2 separate regions of the Homo sapiens genome follow, and region 2 is linked to region 1. The links are chromatin contacts, found by POLR2A ChIA-PET in ENCODE. All regions are on one chromosome and are shown on one strand. Each heading gives the region's core, a stretch centred on a gene start or an enhancer-like site at or near the end of the contact. The rest is flanking DNA. Distances are from core to core; before and after follow the strand shown. Region 1 overlaps TLN1 (talin 1). Region 2 overlaps LOC105376035 (a long non-coding RNA gene).

Region 1 (7,459 bases), core at 2,094-4,593:
CCAGCCAGGAGAAGCTCATCTCATCAGCCAAGCAGGTAGCTGCCTCCACAGCCCAGCTCCTTGTGGCCTGCAAGGTCAAGGCTGACCAGGACTCGGAGGCAATGAAACGACTTCAGGTGAGAACCCTGACCCATCCCATTGTCCCTTGGGCTATACTGCTTCAAACTGTCACTCCCGAGATGTATGTTTCTATGAGAGAATTGAGGTACTGTCTCAACTGGGACCGTACCTGAGTTCTCAACCTAGGCCACTTTCTCTCTGCCCAGGCTGCTGGCAACGCAGTGAAGCGAGCCTCAGATAATCTGGTGAAAGCAGCACAGAAGGCTGCAGCCTTTGAAGAGCAGGAGAATGAGACAGTGGTGGTGAAAGAGAAGATGGTTGGCGGCATTGCCCAGGTGAGCTTCACCCCAGATGCTGAGGGACGCTGTCAGGAGGGCAGTCATGTTGCCTGCGCTGGTCCCAACTACCCTATGCCCCTGCTGTGCATCCTCACTGAACTAAGTCCCCGATCTCCACCCTCAGATCATCGCAGCACAGGAAGAAATGCTTCGGAAGGAACGAGAGCTGGAAGAGGCGCGGAAGAAACTGGCCCAGATCCGGCAGCAGCAGTACAAGTTTCTGCCTTCAGAGCTTCGAGATGAGCACTAAAGAAGCCTCTTCTATTTAATGCAGACCCGGCCCAGAGACTGTGCGTGCCACTACCAAAGCCTTCTGGGCTGTCGGGGCCCAACCTGCCCAACCCCAGCACTCCCCAAAGTGCCTGCCAAACCCCAGGGCCTGGCCCCGCCCAGTCCCGCAGTACATCCCCTGTCCCCTCCCCAACCCCAAGTGCCTTCATGCCCTAGGGCCCCCCAAGTGCCTGCCCCTCCCCAGAGTATTAACGCTCCAAGAGTATTATTAACGCTGCTGTACCTCGATCTGAATCTGCCGGGGCCCCAGCCCACTCCACCCTGCCAGCAGCTTCCGGCCAGTCCCCACAGCCTCATCAGCTCTCTTCACCGTTTTTTGATACTATCTTCCCCCACCCCCAGCTACCCATAGGGGCTGCAGAGTTATAAGCCCCAAACAGGTCATGCTCCAATAAAAATGATTCTACCTACAACCTCTGCCTGGCTTCAAGGGAGATACAAGTTTTCTCCCAGGGCAGTAGGAGAGACAGTGGGGTTGAATTCTGTCACCCAGCTTGATCCAGCTTGAAATGGGAGAGGGGAAGACTGGCAGTCTGCACCTGAGGTCCCTTCCTCCTTGCACCCGGACCCTAAAGTTATCCAATGGGGAAGTTGTGCCTGAGAAGTCATACTCCTGTTATCCTCACCTCCCTGGCCAGCACCTAAGCCTCACAAAGTGTCGTTCTGCTGCTGCTGGGACAGCAGCTACCACAGTTCCTTGTGGCTACCAGGACATTCTGTTCTTCATAGCTACTCAGGGTATGTCAACAAATCCAGTCCTTGACCAAATTCAAATTTTCAAAAGAAGCTTTGCTAAAAATAATATGCCTGTAAGTGTCTGAGCCTAAGAGAACTATGGCCACAAAACTGATTGAAGCCATTAGCAAGCAGAAAAATCCCAACTTGAGGCTGCCTCGGGTAGGCACCGCTCTTGATTGGGTTGGGACACTCCTGCCTAGGGTAGCGCTAAAAGTGAAGAGCTTGACCCAGGTGTGAGAATTTATTGTTAGAGGGGGCAGAGCTCCCCTAGTGGCCAGGAAGGTGCTAGCAGCCCTGTTCCAGCCACCCTGCTTATCTGGTGGGTCAGTGGAAAGAGGCAGTCAGAGAGGTGGATGCTGTGTGCTTCCACGTCCCCATCCAGCCACTCTGTCCATAATGCATGGACTCTCTGACAGTCGTCTTAGGTTGGCAACTATTTTCATGCGTGATTCTTTAGTCAGCCCTACCGCCCAGTACATTATTTCCTCAAGTAGAACACAAACGCCACCCATCTGCTACTAACACCTTCTACTCCCACCACATTAGGGAAAGCTTGAAGTAGATGGAATGTAGCTGGTAACGGTGGTTCGAGCCTCTAATCCCAGCTACTTAAAAGGCTGAGGCAGGAGGACTGCTTGAGACCAGGAGTTCAAGGCTGCAGTGAGCTATGATGGTGCCACTGTGCACCAGCCTGGGTGACGGAGTGAGAGCCCTTCTCTAAGAAAGTAGATGGAACTCTAGGACAGCCCATTAGGGATGGTGCCAACCTCCTACCATCACTCCTATCACCTGTGATTCATTCATTCAATATTTACTAAGCCATGCTTGTGCTAAGCACTGGAAAATTGAGATGTATTATCACTTCTCTGACGCAGAGGACTGGCAACTCCAGTACATACTGTGGGGGCTCCCTAATCCCAGATTCAATGTCATAGTATCAGTTGAGGACCTTGGAGATCAAATCCCTTCTATAACCTCCCCGACAAGTGGCAGTCTAGACTTTGAACTCCAGCTAGGAGCCCAGGACAGCTGCTTACTCCTGTTACCATTTCCTTGTCATGTCCTCAGGAACTGGGACCAATCACATACTTCTCACTAGTGATACCTTGGGAGCCATCTGGGGAGAGGCTTTAAAACCTATTAAACCAGCAGCTCTTCAAATGTGGTCCTCAGACCCCTAGGGTTCCCTAAGACCTTTTCAGGGGTCCATAGGTCAAAATTATTTTCATAAAAATACCAAGACATTATTTTCCTTAGCTGGGGATGGTGGTGCACACCTGTAATTCCCAGCTACTTGGGAGGCTGAGGCACCAGAATTGCTTGAACCTGTGATGCGGAGGTTGCAGTGAGCCAAGATCACGCCACTGCACTCCAGCCTGGGCAACAGAGCAAGACTCAAAAAAAATGTCCTTGATGAAGTAAAAAAAAAAAATTTTTTTTTTTTTTTGAGACGGAGTCTCGGTCTGTAGCCCAGGCTGGAGTGTAGTGGCGTGATCTCGGCTCACTGCAACCTCCACCTCCTGTGTCCCGGTTCAAGCAATTCTCCTGCCTCAGCCTCCCGAGAAGCTGGGATTACAGGCACATGCCATCATGCCCAGCTAATTTTTGTATTTTTAGTAGAGACAGGGTTTCACCATGTTGGCCAGACTGGTCTTGAACTCCTGACCTCATGATCTGCCTGCCTCAGGCTCCCAAAGTGCTGGGATTACAGGCGTGAGCCACCACGCCCAGCCTAAATGTATTAATTTAATTAAACCTTAATCCTTAAGGAAAAGGCTTTTCAACATTCTGTCTGATAAAGTGGGAAGTATGCATAAGACATTTTGCATACCAAAGTATGATGGTTTTCTGGAGGAAATAACTTAGGCCATTCTTTGAGTTGTGAGCTGAACTAGCTGCTCTTTTATGGAATGCCACGTTTACTCAAAAGAATGGCCGACAAACTGTGGTTATCAGATTTAGGTAGCTGGCAGAACTTTTCTAAAAAGGAACAAAGTGAGTCTGTCACTTCAGGGAAAAATCTGACAGTGTTTGTTGCCAATGATATAATTCAAGCTTTCAAGTGAAAAATCGAATTTTGGAACACTTGTATTTGCTACATGAGCTTCACAGCTTCCCAAAATTTAAAACTTAAAGACTTTACTGTTCTCCAGTATAATACTATGAAGAAAAACAAAGACTTTACTGTTGAAACCTATTGTGATTTTTTTAAAATTTATTTATTTATTTATTTATTTATTTTTGAGACAGAGTCTCGCTCTGTTCCCCAGGCTGGAATGCAGTGGTGCAATCTCAGCTCACTGCAACTTCCACCTCCCAGGTTCAAGCAATTCTCCTGCCTCAGCCTCCTGAGTAGCTGGGACTACAGGCGCCCGCCACCACACCCAGCTAACTTTTTGTATTTTTAGTAGAGACAGGGTTTTGCCATGTTGCCCAGGCTGGTCTCGAACTCCTGAGCTCAGGCAATCCACCCACCTCGGCCTCCCAAAGTGCTGGGATTACAGGTATGAGCCACCGCACCTGGCCTGAAACCTATTGTGATTTTTAAAATAATGTATAATGAAACATTAATATTTGGAAGATTTGCATAGCTCAGTGAATCAATTATTTTCCATATGACGAATGCACGGTGTTACAAAATTATGCATGGGTAAAAGATCCAATCAGGTGCAGTTCAGAAAAACGGATTTTTTTTTTTTTTTTGAGACAGAGTCTTGCTCTGTCACCCAAGCTGGAGTGCAGTGGTGCAATCTCGGCTAACTGCAACCTTCGCCTCGCAGGTTCAAGTGATTCCCCTGCCTCAGCCTCCCGAGTGGCTGGGATTACAGGCGTGTGCCACCACCACACCTGACTAATTTTTGTAGTTTTAGTAGAGACGGGAGGGTTTCACCATGTTGGCCAGGCTGGTCTCGAACTCCTGACCTCAGGTGATCCACCCACCTTGGCGTCACAAAGTGCTGGGATTACAGGCGTGAGCCACCACACTTGGCCAAAACAACGGATTTTAGTTTAACAGTACAAAAAGGTCACTGATATGGTTTCACATTCTACATTGCAACTGCCCCTTAAGAAACTGCCAATTATCGGCCAGGCACAGTGGCTCAGGCCTGTAATTCCAGCACTTTGGGAGGCTGAGGCAGGAGGGTAGCTTGAGCCTAGGAGTTTGAGACCAACCTAGGCAACATAGTGGCACACCATCTCTATTTAAAAAAAAAAAAAAAAGGGCCGGGTATGATGGTGCACATGTGTAGTCCCAGCTACTGGAGGAGACTGAGGCGGAGAGAGCACTTGAGCCCAGAAGGTCAAGGCTGCAGTGAGCCAAGCCGTGATTGTGTCTCTGCACTACAGCCTGGGTGACAGAGCCAGACCTTGTCTCAAAAAAACATAAATATGCCAGGCCCGGCATGGTGGCTCACGCCTGTAATCCCAGCACTTTGGGAGGCCAAGGCAGGCAGATTATCTGAGTTCAGGAGTTCAAGACCAGCCTAGCTAACACAGTGAAACCCCGTCTCTACTAAAAATATAAAAAGTTATCTGGGCATGGTGGCGGGCGCCTATAGTTCCAGCTACTTGGGAGGCTGAGGCAGGAGAATGGCGTGAACCTGGGAGGCGGAGGTTGCAGTGAGCCGAGATTGTGCCACTGCACTCCAGCCTGGGCAACAGAGCGAGACTCCGTCTCAAAAAAACAAAACAAACAAACAAAAAATACAACAGTTAGCTGGGTGTGATGGCTTATGCCTGTAGTCCCAGCTACTCGGGAGGCTGAGGCGGGAGAATCACTTGAACCTGGGAGGCGGAGGTTGCAGTTAGCTGAGATCGCCCCACTGCACTCCAGCCTGGGTGACAGCGCGAGACTCTGTCTCAAAAAAATAAACAAATAATAATAATAATAAATAGGCCAGGCGTGGTGGTTCACGCCTGTAAGCCCAGCACTTTGGGAGGCCAAGGCAGGCGGATCACTTGAGGTCAGGAGTTCGAGACCAGCCTGGCCAACATGGTGAAACCCTGTCTCTACTGAAAATACAAAAATTAGTCAGGCATGGTGGTGCATGCCTGTAGTCCCAGCTACTCAGGAGGCTGAGACAGGAGAATTGCTTGAACCTGGGAAGCGGAGGTTGCAGTGAGCCAAGATCGCACCACCGCACTCCAGCCTGGGCAACAGAGCAAGACTGTTTCAAAATAAATAAATAAAATAATAAATAAATCTTTCCAACTGCATATCTGTTGTGAGACAGGATTTTCTTCATATGTCTCAGTAACCAACATATAGCAACAGATCAAATATGGAAGGAGATATTGATAATACAGCTGTCCCCTTGGAAGCCAGAGAGTAAAGAGATTCGTAAAAATGTAAAATAATTTCCATACTCTCATTAATTCGGGGAATGGGAATATAGTTATCTTTCATTTAGAACATTATGTTAACATGATTAATGTGTAATGAGTTTATTTTTGTTATTTTTAACGAATTGATACATATTTAAAATTTTTCTCAAGTTTCATTTTAATATGGCAACTATTGGTAGATATAACCCACTTCAACAAAAAAGCTGTTTGGGGGTCTTCAATACTTTTTAAGAGTGTAATGGGTTCTAAGACCAAAAGACCCACACCGTATTAGTATATTTGATAAGTACCCAGAAACTGGTACATAAAAAACTCATCTGGCAAATGTTCATGAAGTGCCAACTCTATGCCTGGTGCTGTGATAGGCCTTGGGGATTCAGAATTGAGAACAGTCGTTTCTGTTGAGGACTCACAGACCGGCGGAGGCGCCAAACCGGTATAAGAACAGTTATACCATGGGACTAGGATGAGGGTGAGAGCCCGCACCAAGAACACGCACCTATTAGGTGAGGCGGTGGGAAGAGAAGTGGCCAGGGAAGGCTTCCCAGAAAAGCTGACACTTACTGAGTCTTAAAGGCCACCAGGAATCAGCCAAGGGGATGGGCATTTTAGGGAGAGAGAACAGAATGCATAAACTGTGGAAGCTTTAAGAAAAGTATGGCTATTTCCAGCTCCTGCACGTAGCTCATTATGAATGCAGCATGAGGTACAAGTATGAATACTGGGGGTGAGGTTGGGCATGGAAGGAGATGAGGCCAGAGAGGCAGGCAACAGCCAAAACAACGGGCCTTCTATACCATATTAAGAAATGTGGATTTTTTTTTTCTCCTCAAAACAGGCAGGGTGCCCGCACGCCTGTAATCCCAGCTACTCAGGAGGCTGAGTCGGGAGGATCACTTAAGCCCATAAGTTCAAGACCAGCCTGGGCAATCTAGCAAGCTCCCGTCTCAAAAAAGGTGGGGGGACAGGGATTAGGGAGGGGTTTTGGAGAATTTTAGATAATATTCGCATTAACTTTTAAAAAGATATTTGACAACAATGTCATGGGACAGTCAAATGAATGAATGAGTTGAGGAACTAGAAGTAAGACTACAAAACAGACTGAAGAAAACATAAGGCGCGGCCAGAGGCCAGCCCAGACCGACCCGAGGAGGAACCTCCTTGGTAGAAGGCAGCCTCTCCAGGATTAGGTGGTTGTGAGACGCGAAGGGCAGGGGATACCCAGTGGTCTAGCATAGGCTACTGGTGGATGAGGCGTCTTCCACGGAGTTAGAGGAACACTGCGAGGTCAGGCCAGGGTTGCTCTCCGTGTGGCTAGCAGGCAGCTAAACAGATCTGAATGCATTTCCACGCCACCTCCCCACCGCCCCGGCCAGCGGCCTCGGGTTCCCACGGTCCCCAGCCCACTGCAAAATCCAGGCCTCCCGCCCCTCTATGACTGGAGGGTGGGGGCGAGGCTAGCAGCTCCCTCCCGGCTTCCTCCGCTTGTTCTCTCCTCCCCTTCCCCCTCCTCCCGGCGGCTCTCCACTTCCTTTCCCCCCACCCCACCCCAGGGAAAAACGAAAACAAACACCCTCGCGCCTCGCGCCTCCGACTCCCAGACCCCACGACCCGGCTCCGGCGCTGGTTTGGCGGCCTGGGTGGGAGAAGGCACCTCGCCCCGGACCCCCTATGCCCCGCAGCTC
Region 2 (7,459 bases), core at 1,979-4,478, 1.7 Mb before region 1:
TAGCACTTATTGAGCCCCAGCTGTGTGCATTGCTTTGGGGGAGGGGACCCATTAACCTTCCGTGTCCCCTCCTGGCCCTGGTGGACAGGTTTCTCCCATGCCCAATGCCCTTGTTTGTACTTGTGTGTAGGAGGAGCTGGGCTCAGGATTAACAGAGAACACTCACTGGTTAACAGAGGCCGAAGGGCCTGGCCTGGGGACAGAAAAACACCTCTTTTTGTCAATGTTTGATGTGTTTCAGAAATGTTCCCTGGCCTGGGAACACAGATAATGGCCTGAGGGTAAGACACTTATTAATGTGTTACTTAAGAGAGGGAGGTAGCAGGGTGGAGCTGTGGCCGGGATCCAGGTGGCCCAGGGACTTGCTGTGTGATCTTCAGCGGGTGATGTCACCTCTCTGTGAATATCATACCAGTTCCCTCATTTGGGCCCTCATGGGGCAGAATGTATTCAGATCAAATCAGTGGAGAAGAGGTCACTCTGTTGTCCACTGGGCCTCCCAGGCCTAGGAGCAGGTAACTGAACAGCCCTGGAACAGAAGTGAGGCCCCCGGAACCGAGGGGCAGGCCTGGGCCCCTCCGCTTGTCCTAAGCTGGCTTCGGCTTCTGTGTCTCTGACCAACGGCCATCCCAGGGCACCAGGGTTGGTTTCCTTGAATGGATTTGTATTTGTGAAGTACCCATATATGTGTGTTGTGCTGTTGTAAGCACTACATATATCCTCTCAACAAGCCAGGAGGCAGGTGCTATTATTATCCCCATGTTACAGATGAGGAAATGGAGGCGCACAGAAGTTTTTAATAATGTCTTGTTAGTGGTAGAGTGGAGTTTAAACCCACTGGCTCCAGAGCCTGGGCCCCTCACTTCTCTCCCCCATAGCTTCAGTGCCTGATGAATGTCTAGCATGGCCCAGGGCCCATGCAAATGCTGCCTTGTGTGACAATCGCAGTAACCCTCAAGGGTAAGTGTTATACCCATTGTGTGGCTGAAGAAACTGAAGCTTAGGAAGATGATCTAACCTCACCAAGGTCAAACAGCTTGTAAGCGGGGGAGCCAGGATGCAGACGACCTGCAAACCCTGGGGCTGCCGTGACCTCACATGGTCCCATGCACTTCCTCCAGCCAGTCAGCAGGTGACCCAGGCCTGGGTGGCTCATAATATTGGGCGTTTCATACAGGGAACTACACCAAGTATTGAAGAGGTCATTTCTGGATTGAGACTGCCCCTGTCCAGGCTCCTGAGAGTACACACATCAGACCAGTCTCAGAGACCAGTCCGTGTGACCAAAGGCGCTTGCCTGGAACAGTGTGGCCAACGTGGAACAGACCTAGCATGGATGGTCAGGACACCCAGGCCCTGGGAATGGGAGTGGTCCCTGACCGCATCCCCCAGCCCATTCTGACAGCCCGTCCACATGGACACAGACACCTTAACACACTCAAAAAGGACTCTCCTCAGGATGACCTTCACTCCCACCCCCAAACCCTAAGATATACCTGCCAGTCCCCCAGCCTCTGGGGCAGTGGGTGTCATCCTTGGCCGCGTCACCCTCCAAACAAATCTCAGGGCTGGATGGCATTATCATCTCTTCTGGTTCCAGGGTTGACTGGGCTCAGCCAGTGTTTCTCGTTCGGGCTCTTTTGTGCAGTTGTAGCTGTAGTCAGATAGGAGTTGGCCTGGAGTCATCCGAAGACCTCCTCACCCATACATCTGGTCATTGATGCTGGCTGTCAGCTGAGCCCCTGGCTGTGCTGTTGGCCTGAACACCTACACATGACCTCTCAGTGTGTCCTGGACTTCCTCACAGCCTGGAACCTGGGTTTCAACCCTGGGCCAACCCAAGAGACAGAAAAAGTGGGGGCTTTCAGTCTCTTCAGGCCTGAGCCTGTGGAAACAGGACCCTGAGCGTGTAGAGAAAGCAGGGCTCCCATGATGCCTTGAACAAGATACTGCCCCCCTCCCCCGGGGCCCTGATTCTTCATTCATAAAGTGTGAGGAAGATGTACTAGAGCAGGGACTAGCCAACTTTTTCTTCAAAGGGCCAGGGAGTCAATATTTTAACACTGTGGCCCATACTGTCTTTGTTGCTGCTCCTTAACGTCACCATTCTGGTACAAGAGCAGCCACAGCCAATACATAAACAAAGGGTGCAGCCGGCTTCCAATAAAACTTTATGCATGGCCATTAAAATTTGAATTCGCATGTCTTTTATTTATCACAAAATACTCTCTAGATTTTTTTTTTCTGAGCAGGACCCATTCTTAGCATGGGATTCATACGAAAATAGGTGGCCAGATTTGGCTTGTGTGTGTCATTGGTCCCTAAGCCTCTGGACTTGGGCAGAGCTTCTCGCTTTAACTTGAAAAGGAATTACCTGGGGATCTTGTTAAAATGCAGATTCTGATTCAGTGCATTCGGCAGAGGCCAGAGAACCTGCATTTCCTTTGAGTTCCCGGGTGATGCTGCTGCTGGTGGTGCTGCTGCTGGTCCGCAGAGCGCACTTTGAGAATCATCCAGCTCAGCCACTCTCTCAGGTTCAAAGTGTGGCTCTGCACTGAAAGAATGCTCAGTCAGAAGCCTGGACACACTCAAGGGCCTGGAATTTTTTTTTTTCCTTTCCTTTCCTTTTCTTTCCTTTCTTTCTTTTTTCTTTTCTTTTCTTTTTTTTTTTTTTTTTTTTTTTGACAGGGGTCTCACTCTGTCACCCAGGCTGGAGTGCTGTGGTGAAATCTCAGCTCACTGCAACCTCTGCCTCTCAGTCTCAAGGGATCCTCCCACCTCAGCCTCCCAAATAGCTGGGATTACCAGCGCACGCAACCACACCTGGCTAATTTCTGTATTTTTTGTAGAGACGGGGTTTCACCATGTTGGCCAGGCTGGTCTCGAACTCCTGGCCTCAAGTGATCCTGGGCCAGCATTTTCTGTGTAACCTTCATCTCTGTCCCATGTTTTTCCTGCTTTATTTATTTCCTTGTTTTTTGTGTCTCCCGCCAGTCCAGCCTCCCCCAGCTAGAACACAAGCTCCTTGAGAGTCGGGCCTTGTTGCTGGGTTGCCCCACAGTCTGGCACCATGCAGGTGCTCAGTCAATATTCGTTAAATAAACGAATGAGTGATGCAGGCGGTGCCTGGTTGGCCTCCCTTATCGCCCATCCCCACGGGGACTTCGTCATTCTTTCACCACCTAGTGGGCACTTTTGTGTACTGCGAGGTGGGGGAGAAAAATGTCCATGTTTGAGCCTGATCCAGGCCGAAAGTAGAGAGATGTGGGCAGAGAGATGCCCCTTCTGGTGCCCCTGTATCCGTGTTTTTGTCTGCTTGCACAGAGCTCCTCGGAGAGCCTTCCTGGAGAAGGCAGCATTTGAGCTGAGCAATGAAGACAATATGCTTTGGAATGGTAGGAATGCGAGAGGGAGAAAAGGCATTTCTGGCAGAACAAACGGTGAGCAAAGGCCTGGAGGCTGGAGCGCGTCGGCATCGCCAAAGGGAGGAGAAGCAGCAGCAGCTGAGATGGGCAGTGGAAGGTGAGGTTAGATCAGGGTGTAAGGAGGCGGAGAGCGGCCCCAACGGAAGGGAACTTGCGCTGAGAGTGAGTGATCCGTGCCAGGCACTCCACACACAAGAGTTTGTTTAATCCCCACAAAGGCCAGTGAAGTTGATTTTAGGAACCCCAAGTTACAGACGAAGAAACTGAGGCTCAGGTCAGTGGAGGGACTTGCCCACGGTCACACAGCTGGTAAGGAGCAGAACTGGGTTTGAATAGAGATCATCTGACTGACTGTCTCCTCTCTGAGGGGGCCCTGCCTCTGGTCTGTGCTTGGTGAGGGGTGGGGCAGGGCACATGCTGGAAGCCCATTATACAGATATGGAAACTGAAGCCCAGATGGGGCGAACATTTTCCGATGACGCGCAGCAGGCAAGGCGCAGTGTGGCTTTCACCCCGGCCCTGCCTGGGCTTTTGTCTGACTGCTGGAAGCTGATGCTCTCGTACAAGAGACATGAGCAGCTGGCCACAGAGGGTAGCAGAGAGCCCAGTCGGGACCCCTTGGCCAGCCCAGACCCCTGGGAAATGTGCTCAGGCTTCAGCTCCCAGTGAGGTGTGGCCCTGGGGGGCAGGGTAACAGCTCATCAGCAGACCTGGGTTGCCCCCAGACTCAGCCTGCTGCAGCCTTGCACCCCACACAGAAAGCCACTTGCCCCTTTCTCAGCCCCTCAGTCTGCTCTTCTGGGGAGCAGAGGGCCCCAGCCTGGAAGATTCAGAGGGGCAAGAGAGCCACCGCTACTCAGACAGGATCGGGCTTCAAACTATGTGGTGTTCACCCCACAACAAGCCTTCAAGTGGGCACTGTTAGGATTCTCACTTTCAAGTCAAGATAACTGCGGCTCAGAGAGCCTCAAGTCCTTCTGCCTGAAGGACCTGCCCAAGGTCACCACGCTTGAGCTGGACTCAAATCCAGGTGAAGGTAACTGCTGTGGTTTGAACGTCCTCTCCAAAATGCCTGTTGAAATTTAATTGTGGCTGGGCATGGTGGCACATGCCTGTAATCTCAGCTACTCAGGAGGCCGAGGCAGGAGAATCGCTTGAACCCAGGAGGCAGAGGTTGTGGTGAGCCGAAATGGTGCCACTGCACTCCAGGCTGGGTGATAAGAATGAAACTCCATCTCAAAAAATAAAAATAAAATAAAATAAAATTTAATTGCTATTGTGACAGTGTTGAGAAATGGGTCCTTTAGGGGTGATTGGGTCATGAGGTGCTCTGCCCTCATGAAGAGATTAATGCAGTTATTGTAAGAGTGGATTACTTATGGCAGGAGTGAGCTTCTGATAAAAGGATAAGTTTGGCCCCATTTCTCTCTCTGTCTTGTGTGCATGCTGGCCATGTGATGCCTTGTGCCACAGGATGACTCTCTCCAGATGCTGGCACTATTTTTCTAGACTTCCCATCCTCCAGAACCATGAGCCAAATAAAGTTATTTTCTGTATAAGTTACCCAGTCTGCGGTATTCTGTGATAGCAGCGGAAAATAGATTAAGACAGTAACACTGAGGCATGTGACCACAACCCTCATGGCTGCCCTGTCCTGACCTGCCAGCCAACCCCAGTGGCTCCTTCAGCTACATCTGCTTATTCATCCATAGCCTCAAGGCATCATGGTTGCAGGCCTCTGGCTTTGTGCTAATGTGGCCCCCACATACATACCCCACTTCTCCCTCGGACCCTCTCCTTTAACCTTCCCAGCTTCAAGCCTGGGAGCGACACAGGGCAAGGACAGGGTAGGGTCCAAGCCTTTTCATGGTTCCAGTGCCCAACATGGGTCCCCACAGGGTGAACACTCTATAGACATATTCTGTGTAAGTGAGTACATCCCTGTAAATGGGGATACCATTCCCAGTTTTTAAGTAGGAAAGCTGAGAGTTAACAGGGGACAGTGCCCTGCCTGGGTCACCAGCAAGTTCGAGGCAGAGCAGTGCCCTGTCCAGGCTTCTTGCCATCCAGCCTCAGGTTTCCTCCCTGGGGCGATGCAGCCTAACGAAACTCCCTCAGCAGCTGGCATTACCTGAAGTCCTGCCCGTGAATCAGAAAGCTAGCACCCTGGGCTGCTTTTCTGCCAGGCATTGGCCAATCGCGCAGATGCCCAGCTGGCCCCTCTGGCACGCAAACACCCGGAATGTGCATTGGTTAGAGACCGCCAGGAGAAGATGACCGTGGTCAGATTTCTAGGGCTCCCTGGGAGGGAGTGCATTCTTTCTGTTGGGGATTTTTTACCGGAGCAGTTTCCTTAATCCTCCTCAGGGCATAGCTGGGATTTAGTAATGAGTTGTAACAGCCAGAATGGTTGATTCTCTGAGCCAGGACCCAGCTGTTCATTCTTGAACAAGCTGGGCTCCTCTTTTCCAGAGGTCCTGGCTCAGCTACCGCAGGGTGAGGTTGGGAGCAGGAATCCAGAACCAGCGTCACACCACCGCTCACAGGGGCAGAGCCTGTGCCCTCATTGTATAGATGGAGCCACGGAGGCCCAGAGAGGCTGTGAGGTGGGGTGGAGTCAAGAGCCAAGGTGGGCAGAACAACTTTGTGTGCAAAGACTCAACTGTGGGTGGAGCCAAGGGGAGGGGCTACCTCCCAGGACCGAGGCCAGTCTTCGGGCACCAGGAACAGGGCCTGCCAAGGTGTCATGGGACCTCAGTGCAGGACTGGTCCCACTGGGAAGCTTCTCCCCAGGAGACAAGCTCTGCGTTGCATTCTGTTTTATAGGGGTGCAGTCAAGGAGGATCCGTCCAAGCTGAGAAACAGCAGGAGTGACCCCTGGAAGCTGTGTCTTGGGTCGGGTCCCCAGAAGCAGGCTCTCTGCTGAGGATTTGTGAGCAAGTGATTGATTAAGGAAGTGCCCCCAGAATAAACCAGGAAAGGAGTGGGAAGCAGGAGAGGGGAGGGAAGGAAGACCAACAGTGCCATGTCTGGCCAAGTCCAGCAGGCAGGTGCTTCATTGTGATCCCGAGGGCCGCTCTGGAATGCAAGTTACATCTCAGGGTTATTGAAACCCCAGGCAAGGAAGCTGGGCTTCCACACTCCCCACACCCCATGAGTTAGCATCATCCAAGGAGATCTGGGCAGAGTGCAGCTTCCTGGAGGAGGAGGCATGGGCCTTGCTGTGTGACGACCCAGCGGGGTGTGCAGGTTCTGAGGAAAAAGGGTTTGAGCAGAACCTGAGGGAGGAGCTCAGGCATGCTGCTTGAAGGCCAAGGTTGCTCTGGGTAAGGACCAAGGTCCCATCCCTGATTTAGGACAGGCCAAGGAGGAGCAAGGGGATGGAGGCAGGGGATGGCTCCCTGCAGGCCCAGGTGAAGTTCATGCTACCATTTCAGCAAAAGTCCCATAAACCACCTCAGGAAATCCCTCTGTCATCTGCCGCTGTTTGGGGCCAAAAGCTTGAACTGTGATGAATTTTGTGAAAGGGAGAACTGCCTCATTCTGCCAAAGCCGTTCAGAAGTGAGTCACTAGCCCAGAACAGGCCCCACATAGCTGCACCAGCTCAGACTCCATCTAGCTGCACCTGCAGGAGCTAAGGCTCGAGGTGGACATCGGGCCTGGGCCCCAGGGCAGAGTCATGACCAACAGGGGGCAGCCCAGGGAGCTACTCCCCAGCCTTCAGTGGGCCCCACTTCCCTTCCCTCCTCCCCTCCCTGAAGGCCCCTCCCAGACCGCTTGGCCTCCGGCCTTGCCTCCTCCAACCTGATCTCCTGGGGTTGCTCAAGGGTCTCCTCTAAAAAGCAAATCCGGTCTTGTCTTTCCCCTGCCTGCCGCATTCCGTGGCTCCTCACTGCTCTCAGGAGAAAGACCAAAGTCCCTGTGTGCTCCCAAGCCCTCTCCTGATGATGCAGAGGCGTGGCCCATAGGGACTGAGAGCTGCTCACTTCAGGCAGAAGCCAGGCATCCTGGCAGCCCCTGAGAGCCGCCCAGC

What was found. ChIA-PET counts read pairs that join two places held with the same protein, here RNA polymerase II (POLR2A).
Region 2: POLR2A ChIA-PET joins it to region 1 with 11 read pairs in activated CD4-positive, alpha-beta memory T cell. The contact joins two enhancer-like sites. POLR2A ChIA-PET finds 5 or more read pairs at or near these places in 3 of 52 experiments (B cell, Caco-2 and activated CD4-positive, alpha-beta memory T cell).

Annotation. Positions count from the first base shown.
Region 1 is chr9:35,690,980-35,698,438 of GRCh38, reverse strand. TLN1 (talin 1) reads left to right here. Exons shown (of 57, transcript NM_006289.4): 55 at 1-116; 56 at 267-395; 57 at 523-1,491. The coding sequence ends at 648. Among named protein-coding and RNA genes, the nearest start is that of TPM2, 4.8 kb to the right of the region's middle. RefSeq lists a silencer at 7,097-7,176. Within about 2 kb of position 3,343, at least 20 of the 41 ENCODE cell types and tissues checked have a DNase peak (open chromatin) inside an H3K27ac peak, as active enhancers do.
Region 2 is chr9:37,411,125-37,418,583 of GRCh38, reverse strand. LOC105376035 (a long non-coding RNA gene) reads right to left here. Exons shown (of 4, transcript XR_007061479.1): 3 at 2,375-2,554; 4 at 1-1,828. Among named protein-coding and RNA genes, the nearest start is that of GRHPR, 7.8 kb to the left of the region's middle. RefSeq lists a silencer at 3,278-3,572 and enhancers at 5,276-6,066, 6,852-6,901. Within about 2 kb of position 3,228, at least 16 of the 41 ENCODE cell types and tissues checked have a DNase peak (open chromatin) inside an H3K27ac peak, as active enhancers do.